Linked DNA regions of Homo sapiens: regions 2 and 3 are each linked to region 1. A link is a contact called in ENCODE Hi-C or POLR2A ChIA-PET data. All regions are on one chromosome and are shown on one strand. Each heading gives the region's core, a stretch centred on a gene start or an enhancer-like site at or near the end of the contact. The rest is flanking DNA. Distances are from core to core; before and after follow the strand shown. Region 1 overlaps ARID3B (AT-rich interaction domain 3B). Region 2 has its middle 15 kb from the start of CYP1A2. Region 3 overlaps CSK (C-terminal Src kinase).

Region 1 (2,782 bases), core at 30-2,529:
TGGCCTTGCCAGAGGTTGAGCCGCCCCAGGGTATGAGGAGATGAATAACTCCACAGCTCCTCCTGGACCCTGCGCGGGAGCAGGCAGCTCCTGTGCTGTAAAGAAAATTGATTCGCTTGCGGCTCACCTCAGTCGAGGAAGCCCTGGAATGTTCAGCAGAACACCACCACTGTGACATGGGGCTGTGGCAGTGGGAGACACCGCGCGTGGCGTGGGTGTGTGTGGCAGCGTGGCTCGCATTCAGTCCTGTGTAGGAGAGGAAAGGGAATCAAAAGCTTGAGCACAAACAGATACCTCAGCCCGGTAAGCTGCAGCTCTGCTCAACTGCGTCTTCTCTCAGCCCTCCACACACACTCACCCCCACTCCCACACACATACACACACACACACACATACCCCATCTCCCGAGGGCTGACCTCCTCTGGCCTCAGCCTGCAGGGTGTGGGCAGAGAAGGGCATCTGGGACGTGGTGCCAGTGAGGAGCCCAGTTGGCTGGCACTGGGCCCATTTGAAGGTGTCTCAGACATTTGGCCAGTATGTCTTTCTCAGGGGTTTGGTCACAAAGGATGGACTCTTCCCACCCAGAGGATGCAGGGAAAGCACACTGTGTCTTTCCGGTCATTGGATCCTCTCCCTTTCCCCAGGCAGCTCGCCTGGCCACACCGTTGGAGTGAACCCTCACTGCCCTCAAGGACAACAGCAGGGTGTCACCCAGAGCCCGATGAGGGGTGCCAGCAGGTGCCCCCACGAGTGGGGCCTTGGCCCAAGCAGAGCTTCCCCTGAAGGTGCCATCAGCCAGGGCAGCTCTGTCCCCTCCTGCTCTCCATCTTATATGTATTCTAACCAGGAAAAATGTGATAGCACATGGGTAGCCTAGGCAGTGAGTAAATACCTCAGATGTCCTCCTGCAGCAAGTGTCTATATGTTGTGGTTATTTTCTATCTTACATGTTCTCGAATGTTTATATTTCAATAAACCTCTACCTCTTCACACAAGCAGGTCTCTCTCAGTTGCTTTGAGTGGCCTTTCCACTGGACAGTACTGGGGAGAGGTGAGCTCCTTCAGAGTGAAAGGGGACTGAGTGAACTACTCCTGACCCCTTGATTTCTCCTGAACCTTCTCCCCTTCACCCACGCCTTCTTCAAAGGGAAAGCTCACTGAGCTCACTCTCAGCTAACCTTGTGTGTTAGCAGGTTTCTCTGGCGTTACCCCAGAAGCTCCTAGAAAAGCCTGCCCGGCAGCAAGCCACAGGCCCCGCCACGCCATTGGCCAGGATTGAGTCACGTGCCCTCCCCAGAGCCAATGGGAGCGAGGGGGCAGGGTGACCGGGAATGACCTTAGACTGCCCGCCCTGCGCGGAGGGAGATCCACTACAGGCTGCGCCTCTGCCCCTGCGAGGGGCACCCCTGGGTCTCTGGGAAACGGAATGGAGGGTCTTATGGAAGAGAAGGTTTGGAACCACCGCTGGAGGGAAGGGGAGAAGAAAGCAAGCAGGAGTGGCGCGAACAGGAAGGGACTAGGGATAGAAGCCGGGCTTGGACACAGTGAGGCACGAACCCCGACAGACACAGAGACAGACAAGGGGTGCTGATCTCCTCACTGGGCGGGGTGGGCAGGAAAAGGAACAGGAGCTGGAGCTAGAGCGAGGGCTGCGAGCGGCGAGTGGATACCCGGCCTCAGGGAGGAGCTTCCAGGAGGGCAGGGGTCTCCTTTGGAGCAGCACCGGGGACGTTTGCTCGGCAAGGGCTTTTTGTGCGAAGTAACCGAAGCCAGTCAGGCTAATGGCGGCAGAGAGAAGGATTTATTCTTGCACCCAGGGTGTGCGGAGGAGCCCAAGGGCATTTGGACCTGTGTTGACGTCCGGAAGGGCCCGGAACCCAGGAAGCTCTGCCCGCAGAGGGTATTCCTCTCCCTCTGAAGACCACCTCAAAGCTCAACTTTATCACCTCCACGCATGAGACCGCCGGCGGCTGAACTAAAATCTCACCATCCCAATTCCAGTTTCTGGGAATTGTCACCTCCATTCGCTCTCATTAGAAATCCAGCTTTTTTCACGAGGTGAATAACAGGGCAGTTGACAGTTCCCAAGTTTTCTGTGTCCAATCTTCAGCCCTGGAGGGACTCTTCTGCTCCAAGTCCAGCGATCCCGGGAGGGGGCCCACTGGTCCAGTACGGCTCAGTACCCAGCCCTGGATCCACCAGCTGACGCTGGAAGGAGTGGGTCATGAAGAACTCAGCACGAACGCAGCTGGGTACGAATTCCCAGAGATGTCCTGTCCCTCCACGGTACCAAGGACCCCTCCTTTAAGAAACTGCTTCACTGAAGGCGCAGATGGAGGGAGGGATCGGCAACAGAGTTCAGAGGGGTTCCGGGGGCACATGGCTCAGCCGGAGGAAGCAGGCTGAGGAGGGGCGTTCAGAATGGCCAGATGACCTCGAGGGGAATGCCAAGCCTCAGCCCACTTTGCCTGTGGCTCCTGAGGATGTTCATGCTGTCAAGCTCAGAACAGCTGAGAAACTACCTTTCTGGGGCAGATTAGGGGACCAGGGGGCTTAGTTGCTGGTTTGCTGTGTGACCTATGACAAACTCTGGGCAGTTTGTCTGTGAAATGGGGACTCTAGTGTGATCGGAGACACAAGTGAATGAGAACTCACTTTGAAATGTCTAAAGCCCAGTGCCTAAGGCCTTCCTTGGCAAGACAGAGAGTCCCTGGTGGGCACTGTCCGATGGCATTAGGGCAGTAATTGGGCCAACCAAGCCTACAGGCCCGCAGCACCCCCT
Region 2 (2,994 bases), core at 444-2,943, 170 kb after region 1:
TTCCCCCAGGCCTTCACCTCTGTATTTACCCCTCCACCCCAGGCCAGTATTAAGATAATTACAGGGCTTGGGAAAGGGAAAAGAGATGAGACCAGAGGCTGGCTCACAGATCCAGAAGAAAATCCCAGCTCACCCACTAACCTTGGGCCTGTGACATAAACTTTCTGAGTCTAGACTTTCTCATCTCGCAACTGGGGATGATAATCTTATCTTACAGGTTGGGTGGGAGGTTTAATGAGATAATGTGTGTAAAGTGCCAAATTACAGGTCAGGGTACAACACACACACACACACACACACACACACACACACACACACACACACCAGAAATCCTGAGAAAGGTGGACTCAGGGCAAGATGGACCCCCGACACACGTGTGGCATGTGCAGCTGTGCACACACCAGGCCCACACGTGAGCCAGCATTTCCCCAAACCCTGCGCTCTCTCACTGGGGTCTTGCCAGGGCCTGGGCTCAGCCCACTTCCTTCCACTGCTCCCCCCACCCAGAAGCTGGGGAGGGCTGGGGGTGGTAGCGTGCCAGGGAACAATGGGCCCCCAACCCCTTCCCGCCCATTGCGTGAGAAGGAGCTGCCGGAAGGAAACTCACCTCCCAGTGGGACAGGCCGCCGCCCCCCTGACGTCTGCCCCAGGGAAGTCTGGAGACCCCCATGCTGCTCAAGGGGCGGGCCTCTGTGCACTCCAGGCCTGCCACCCTTGGGACATCCTGTTTTCACCACCTGGACTGGCTTCCCCCGCCCCCTCTTTCAGAGAAGATGGTCCCAGACCCTCTCTCTGGGGCTGGGCTGGGTTCCCCACAAGAGTCTAGGGCCCTGTTCTCATTCATCTCTGTGTCCCCCGTGTGTAGCCTGTTCCGGAGTCGTCTCGAGGAATGCTGGCCAACTGCATGAGAGGCTGAGGGAAAGGAGCCAGACTAGGGGTGATCAGGGACCCAGCAGCTGAGCCAGAAAACATGAGAGAGAGAAGGGCCCAGCTCAGAGTGGCCAAAACGCCTGTGCTGCAGATAGGGGTGTGGTCCCAGAAATGCCTCTGGAGAGCACAGGGCATGCTGTTGAGGGCTGGGGGATGCTCTCCCCCCAAATTTTTGGAACACTCAGCTCAGTTTCATTTGTGTAGTGACACTTCCCTTACAGGCCCGCATTCCTCTCTCTCTCTCATACACAATCACACTCATTCCAGGGGTCTCAGCAGCTCCACCATCAGATGGGGGCTCTTAAAGGCAGGGGTCAGGGAGGAGGCCAGGAGCAGATGAGGAGCTGTTCTTGCACCGTGCCTATCCACACTTAGCAGGATAGCTCAGAGGGTCCCCACCAGGCTGGCTGCTGACCAGAAACTCTGGACATCAATTTCCCCAGCTAGAAAATATGAAGAGTTGGGGGGCCTGGCTGAAACTGACCCTGCCCTGGGCCTTGCTGACCTGGGGTGGCCCAGCTGAAAGTGCCAGTGGGCCGGCAGGGGCTGGGAGCAGGCGTGGGCACGCATTTTGAACCCTAGTCTCGGGTGTGTCGATAAGGCAACAACAGACGTGAGTGCCAGCTCTCAGCGGGTGCATGCGCATGGGCAGATGTGGCCTGGAGTGGTCAGGTGGATGCCTGTGCGTGAGTTCTCCAGGTGTCAGTTCAGGTGGCTCAGCACGCCAGCCAGGTATGTGCGTGTTTGTAGCCAGGCATGTGTTTACAGGTGTGCCTCTATCTCCTGTGCCCTCAGGGCCAAGGGAGCCGCTGGCTCGCGTGTCTGAGAGTCCTTCTTGCCGTGAGAATCATGGAATCTCAAAGTCCCCAGATTAGTGCTTCCTCCAAGGTGGGGGCTGGAGTGGGGTGGCTGGCTGGGTAATCAGGCAGGTTTGGGAAGCATGCTTCTGCTCCTGCTGGCGGGCCATGGTTACATCTGAGGGCTGGGAGACCTGGACTGGTAACTCTACCTCCTTGGACAGCAGTAGTGGGGGGCGGGAAGCTGAGGCCCTGCCCAGAGTTTTGGGGGTCCACAGTGATAAAACAAGTAGCTGAGCACAGTTGGGCAAATTTCAGCAACCATCGCACACCAGACAGGCTGCGCTCTGGGTCAGTGCCTCCACCACAAACTCGGCTCACTGCAAGCTCTGCCTCCCAGGTTCACGCCATTCTCCTGCCTCAGCCTCCCGAGTAGCTGGGACTACAGGCGCCCGCCACCACGCCCGGCTAATATTTTTGTATTTTTAGTAGAGATGGGGTTTCACCGCGTTAGCCAGGATGGTCTCGATCTCCTGACCTCGTGTTCTGCCCGCCTTGGCCTCCCAAAGTGCTGGGATTACAGGCGTGAGCCACCGCACCTGGCAATTTTTTGTATTTTTTAGTAGAGACGGGGTTTCACCGTGTTTGCCAGGATGGTCTTGATCTCCTGACCTGGTGATCCGCCCGCCTTGGCCTCCCAAAGTGCTGGGATTACAGGTGTGAGCCACCACACCTGGCAAGGAATTGATTTTTTTAAAGTAGTATGAGAGTGGAGAAAGCCTTTCTAAGTTTGACACAGGTCCAGAAGCGGCAAAAGAAAAGACTGATTCCACTGCATAAAAATCAATCATTTCTGCATTCCAAAGAATCATAACCAAGTTGGAAGACACACAAGGAACATAAGCCGGTTGGCTTCCAGTTCTCCCCTTCAGTCCCCCTCCATCCCGTGCTCTGTGAGGGGAAGCTGACCTGTGGGGCTTCTATCCACAGACTCCCTGGCCCTCTGGCTCCTAGACGGGTTCATAGAATGGAGGCTCTCACAGGAGATGGGGATGTGTCCTCTGAGGCAATCCTCTCCATGCAGCTCTTTCCCCCAGTAGCATTCTTCAGGCACTACCCTCTCAGGGCCCCCACCGTTCCCTGCCTAACCCCGTGTAATAATCTCTGTATTAATCCTTCCTCGAATTAAACTGTTTCCTGCTGGGGACCCTGAATGATGCACAGATTAAAGGTTAATTTCTTTAATATATAGAGTTCCTATTAAAAA
Region 3 (2,959 bases), core at 165-2,664, 200 kb after region 1:
CGTGAGGGCATCATCCCAGCCAACTACGTCCAGAAGCGGGAGGGCGTGAAGGCGGGTACCAAACTCAGCCTCATGCCGTGAGTACCACGAGGAGGGGTTGGGGAGGGAAGGGGCCTTGGTCCTCCTGAAGGAGCATCAGGAGCAAGCAGGGAGGCCAGAGTGAGGGGCTTGGGTGTTGGGGAGGGCCTCAGGAGGAGGTGCAGGGTGCGGGTGCGGGACCTCACAGAGCAGGGCTGGGGGCAGAGGCAGGAGGGTGGCAAAGAAGGGACAGGGAGCAGAAGAAGAGGGCCTCAAATGCCTGACTGAGCGAGTGCGAGCCACGGGTGCCAAGCAGAGGGAACCCCTTCAGAAAGGGGAGCCAGGGTCAGTACCTTTGGGCCACCATGACCTCCAGCCCTGCTGCTCCCCAGTTGGTTCCACGGCAAGATCACACGGGAGCAGGCTGAGCGGCTTCTGTACCCGCCGGAGACAGGCCTGTTCCTGGTGCGGGAGAGCACCAACTACCCCGGAGACTACACGCTGTGCGTGAGCTGCGACGGCAAGGTGGAGCACTACCGCATCATGTACCATGCCAGCAAGCTCAGCATCGACGAGGAGGTGTACTTTGAGAACCTCATGCAGCTGGTGGAGGTGAGCTGGGGGGTACAGAGCCTTGCTCCCACCCTCACACACCCTAAACCCATCTGGGGCCCTGGCTTCTAGCTCCAGCCCCACTGCTTCTGCGTGGTGACCAGCCATGTGGGGCAACTTCTGTGAGCCCTTGTTTCCTCACACCTTGGTGGAGCAGCTGCTGCGTGCCAGGACTCACCTCTGACCCCACAGTGCCACCATGAGGAGGGGAGCCTTATCCTCATTTTATAGACCAGGAGTTGAAGGTTCAGAGCAGTTAGGGGACCCACCTGAGGTCCCACAGATATAATTTGGTGCCAGGACTAGAATCTGAGTCTGTCTGATCCCAGAGCTAACTTTCCTCCAGCCACTCACAGACCTGCATGCTCAGAAGCGTGTGCAGAAACATGAGCCATGCGCCTTGATCGCCAGGGCCCCTGAGGCTCTCGCACCTGCACGGACATGCCCACAGGTCCCTGCAGCTTCCCAGGCCAGCTCTGCCAGCCCTGGCCAGGCCACACCTGGCATCCGGTAGCCACAGGAAGCCTCCCGTGTCCCTCTGTATTCACTCTTATCTCCCTCCCCTACTGGCCTGGCTTGGCCTGTGGCAGGTGAGGGTGGGGTCCTGGGCACTCCTGGCTAGAGGCTGGTTTCAGGACTGAGCCATGGGTTGCCCTCTGCATCAGATACCCATGGGGCCCAGAGTGGTAGCAGCAGCTGAGTGTCCAGCAACCGCATGTAGGGTGGCATGGGAAATGGGCCATACGTCATAATCTGGGACTTCCCTAACCCCTGCCCTACCAGAAATGGGGAGCCCTCCCCACTCAGTGACTCCAGGCTAGGCGGGGCTGGCCTCTGCCGCCCTCTGGTGGTCAGGCCTGGACGGTGCATATGGGGCACCTTGGGCTGTCTCTGAGCACCCTGCCCCCCACACCCTGCAGCACTACACCTCAGACGCAGATGGACTCTGTACGCGCCTCATTAAACCAAAGGTCATGGAGGGCACAGTGGCGGCCCAGGATGAGTTCTACCGCAGTGAGTGCACCCCACCCCAGACCTCTTGCCCACCCACCTCCTCCCACGCAGGCTTCCTGGCACTGCCCCATCCAGGAACCTCCAGAGAACCCCAGTGCCTGATAGTCCAGTCAGCCTCTGTCATCCCAGCCATGTCCCTAGTGGCCTCCAGGCCCTCACTGGCCCCTCCCCACAGGCGGCTGGGCCCTGAACATGAAGGAGCTGAAGCTGCTGCAGACCATCGGGAAGGGGGAGTTCGGAGGTGAGCTGGGCCGGGCCCCCTGGGGGGGTTCTGAGGGACTCCGAACTTGGGAACAAGACCACCTCTCTGCCCCCAGACGTGATGCTGGGCGATTACCGAGGGAACAAAGTCGCCGTCAAGTGCATTAAGAACGACGCCACTGCCCAGGCCTTCCTGGCTGAAGCCTCAGTCATGACGTGAGTGGGGGCGGGGTAGGGGGGAGGTTGGCCTAGGTTAGGAGTGAGGCACCAGCTTCCCCTTTCTGACCACTCTCGTCCTGCCCCAGGCAACTGCGGCATAGCAACCTGGTGCAGCTCCTGGGCGTGATCGTGGAGGAGAAGGGCGGGCTCTACATCGTCACTGAGTACATGGCCAAGGTGGGCACCTGCCGAGACCCGGCACTCAGGCCTTCCAACTGCCCCGAAACCCCCACTGTGCTCTAGGGCCCCTGCTCCCTCAGTCCCCCGACCCCAAGTGAGCTTTTAGGTCACCAGGGCTGGGCTTTTGTCCTGGTTTACCATTCATTGACTGTAACATTGGACAAATCATGTCACCTCCAAGCCTCAGCATCACATCTGGGAAATGGAGATAATAACAACTTAGAGATTTGTGAGAGTCAAGGGATAAGGCATGAATAACACAGAGCAGTGTCCGGCATGGATGTTCTGGCCCCTCCCCACTCCTTCCCTGTCTCACACCTCCCTGGAGTGTCAACACCCACCCGGCCCCAGCGTGCTGTGTGAGAGGGCTGCAGGGCACGTCTGACCTCGGCCTGGTCTGTCCTTCCTGCCCCCAGGGGAGCCTTGTGGACTACCTGCGGTCTAGGGGTCGGTCAGTGCTGGGCGGAGACTGTCTCCTCAAGTTCTCGCTGTGAGTGAAGCAGCCTCTTGGATGGGTAGGGTTTGAGGGGTACCCTGCCCTGCTATGGGAGCCCCAGTCTGAGGGGACATGTGGCTGGCCTACCCCCAGAGATGTCTGCGAGGCCATGGAATACCTGGAGGGCAACAATTTCGTGCATCGAGACCTGGCTGCCCGCAATGTGCTGGTGTCTGAGGACAACGTGGCCAAGGTCAGCGACTTTGGTCTCACCAAGGA

What was found. A loop is a pair of places that touch in the nucleus more often than their neighbours do. ChIA-PET counts read pairs that join two places held with the same protein, here RNA polymerase II (POLR2A). Pooled maps may share reads with other maps.
Region 2: POLR2A ChIA-PET joins it to region 1 with 11 read pairs in WTC11. The contact joins two enhancer-like sites. A Hi-C loop is called at or near these places in 2 of 50 pooled maps. POLR2A ChIA-PET finds 5 or more read pairs at or near these places in 5 of 52 experiments (Caco-2, H1, K562 and 2 more).
Region 3: a loop to region 1 is called in a pooled map, with 3 times the contacts of the local background. The contact joins two enhancer-like sites. A Hi-C loop is called at or near these places in 2 of 50 pooled maps. POLR2A ChIA-PET finds 5 or more read pairs at or near these places in 4 of 52 experiments (HEK293, HepG2, T-cell and 1 more).

What each region holds. Positions count from the first base shown.
Region 1 is chr15:74,597,137-74,599,918 of GRCh38, forward strand. ARID3B (AT-rich interaction domain 3B) reads left to right here. Exons shown (of 9, transcript NM_006465.4): 9 at 1-995. CLK3-AS1 (CLK3 antisense RNA 1) reads right to left here. Exons shown (of 9, transcript XR_007064715.1): 9 at 1,783-2,782. Among named protein-coding and RNA genes, the nearest start is that of CLK3-AS1, 17 kb to the right of the region's middle. RefSeq lists enhancers at 1-373, 989-1,877, 1,152-1,446. Within about 2 kb of position 1,280, at least 33 of the 41 ENCODE cell types and tissues checked have a DNase peak (open chromatin) inside an H3K27ac peak, as active enhancers do.
Region 2 is chr15:74,761,983-74,764,976 of GRCh38, forward strand. No RefSeq gene overlaps it. Among named protein-coding and RNA genes, the nearest start is that of CYP1A2, 15 kb to the left of the region's middle. RefSeq lists an enhancer at 1,645-1,759 and a cis regulatory region at 1,652-1,750. Within about 2 kb of position 1,694, at least 3 of the 41 ENCODE cell types and tissues checked have a DNase peak (open chromatin) inside an H3K27ac peak, as active enhancers do.
Region 3 is chr15:74,798,862-74,801,820 of GRCh38, forward strand. It overlaps CSK (C-terminal Src kinase), which reads left to right. Exons shown (of 13, transcript NM_004383.3): 4 at 1-77; 5 at 411-630; 6 at 1,551-1,644; 7 at 1,820-1,885; 8 at 1,962-2,061; 9 at 2,151-2,241; 10 at 2,661-2,734; 11 at 2,834-2,959. Among named protein-coding and RNA genes, the nearest start is that of MIR4513, 12 kb to the left of the region's middle. RefSeq lists enhancers at 1-693, 969-1,820, 1,223-1,342, 1,347-1,641, 1,821-2,670 and 1 more. Within about 2 kb of position 1,415, at least 20 of the 41 ENCODE cell types and tissues checked have a DNase peak (open chromatin) inside an H3K27ac peak, as active enhancers do.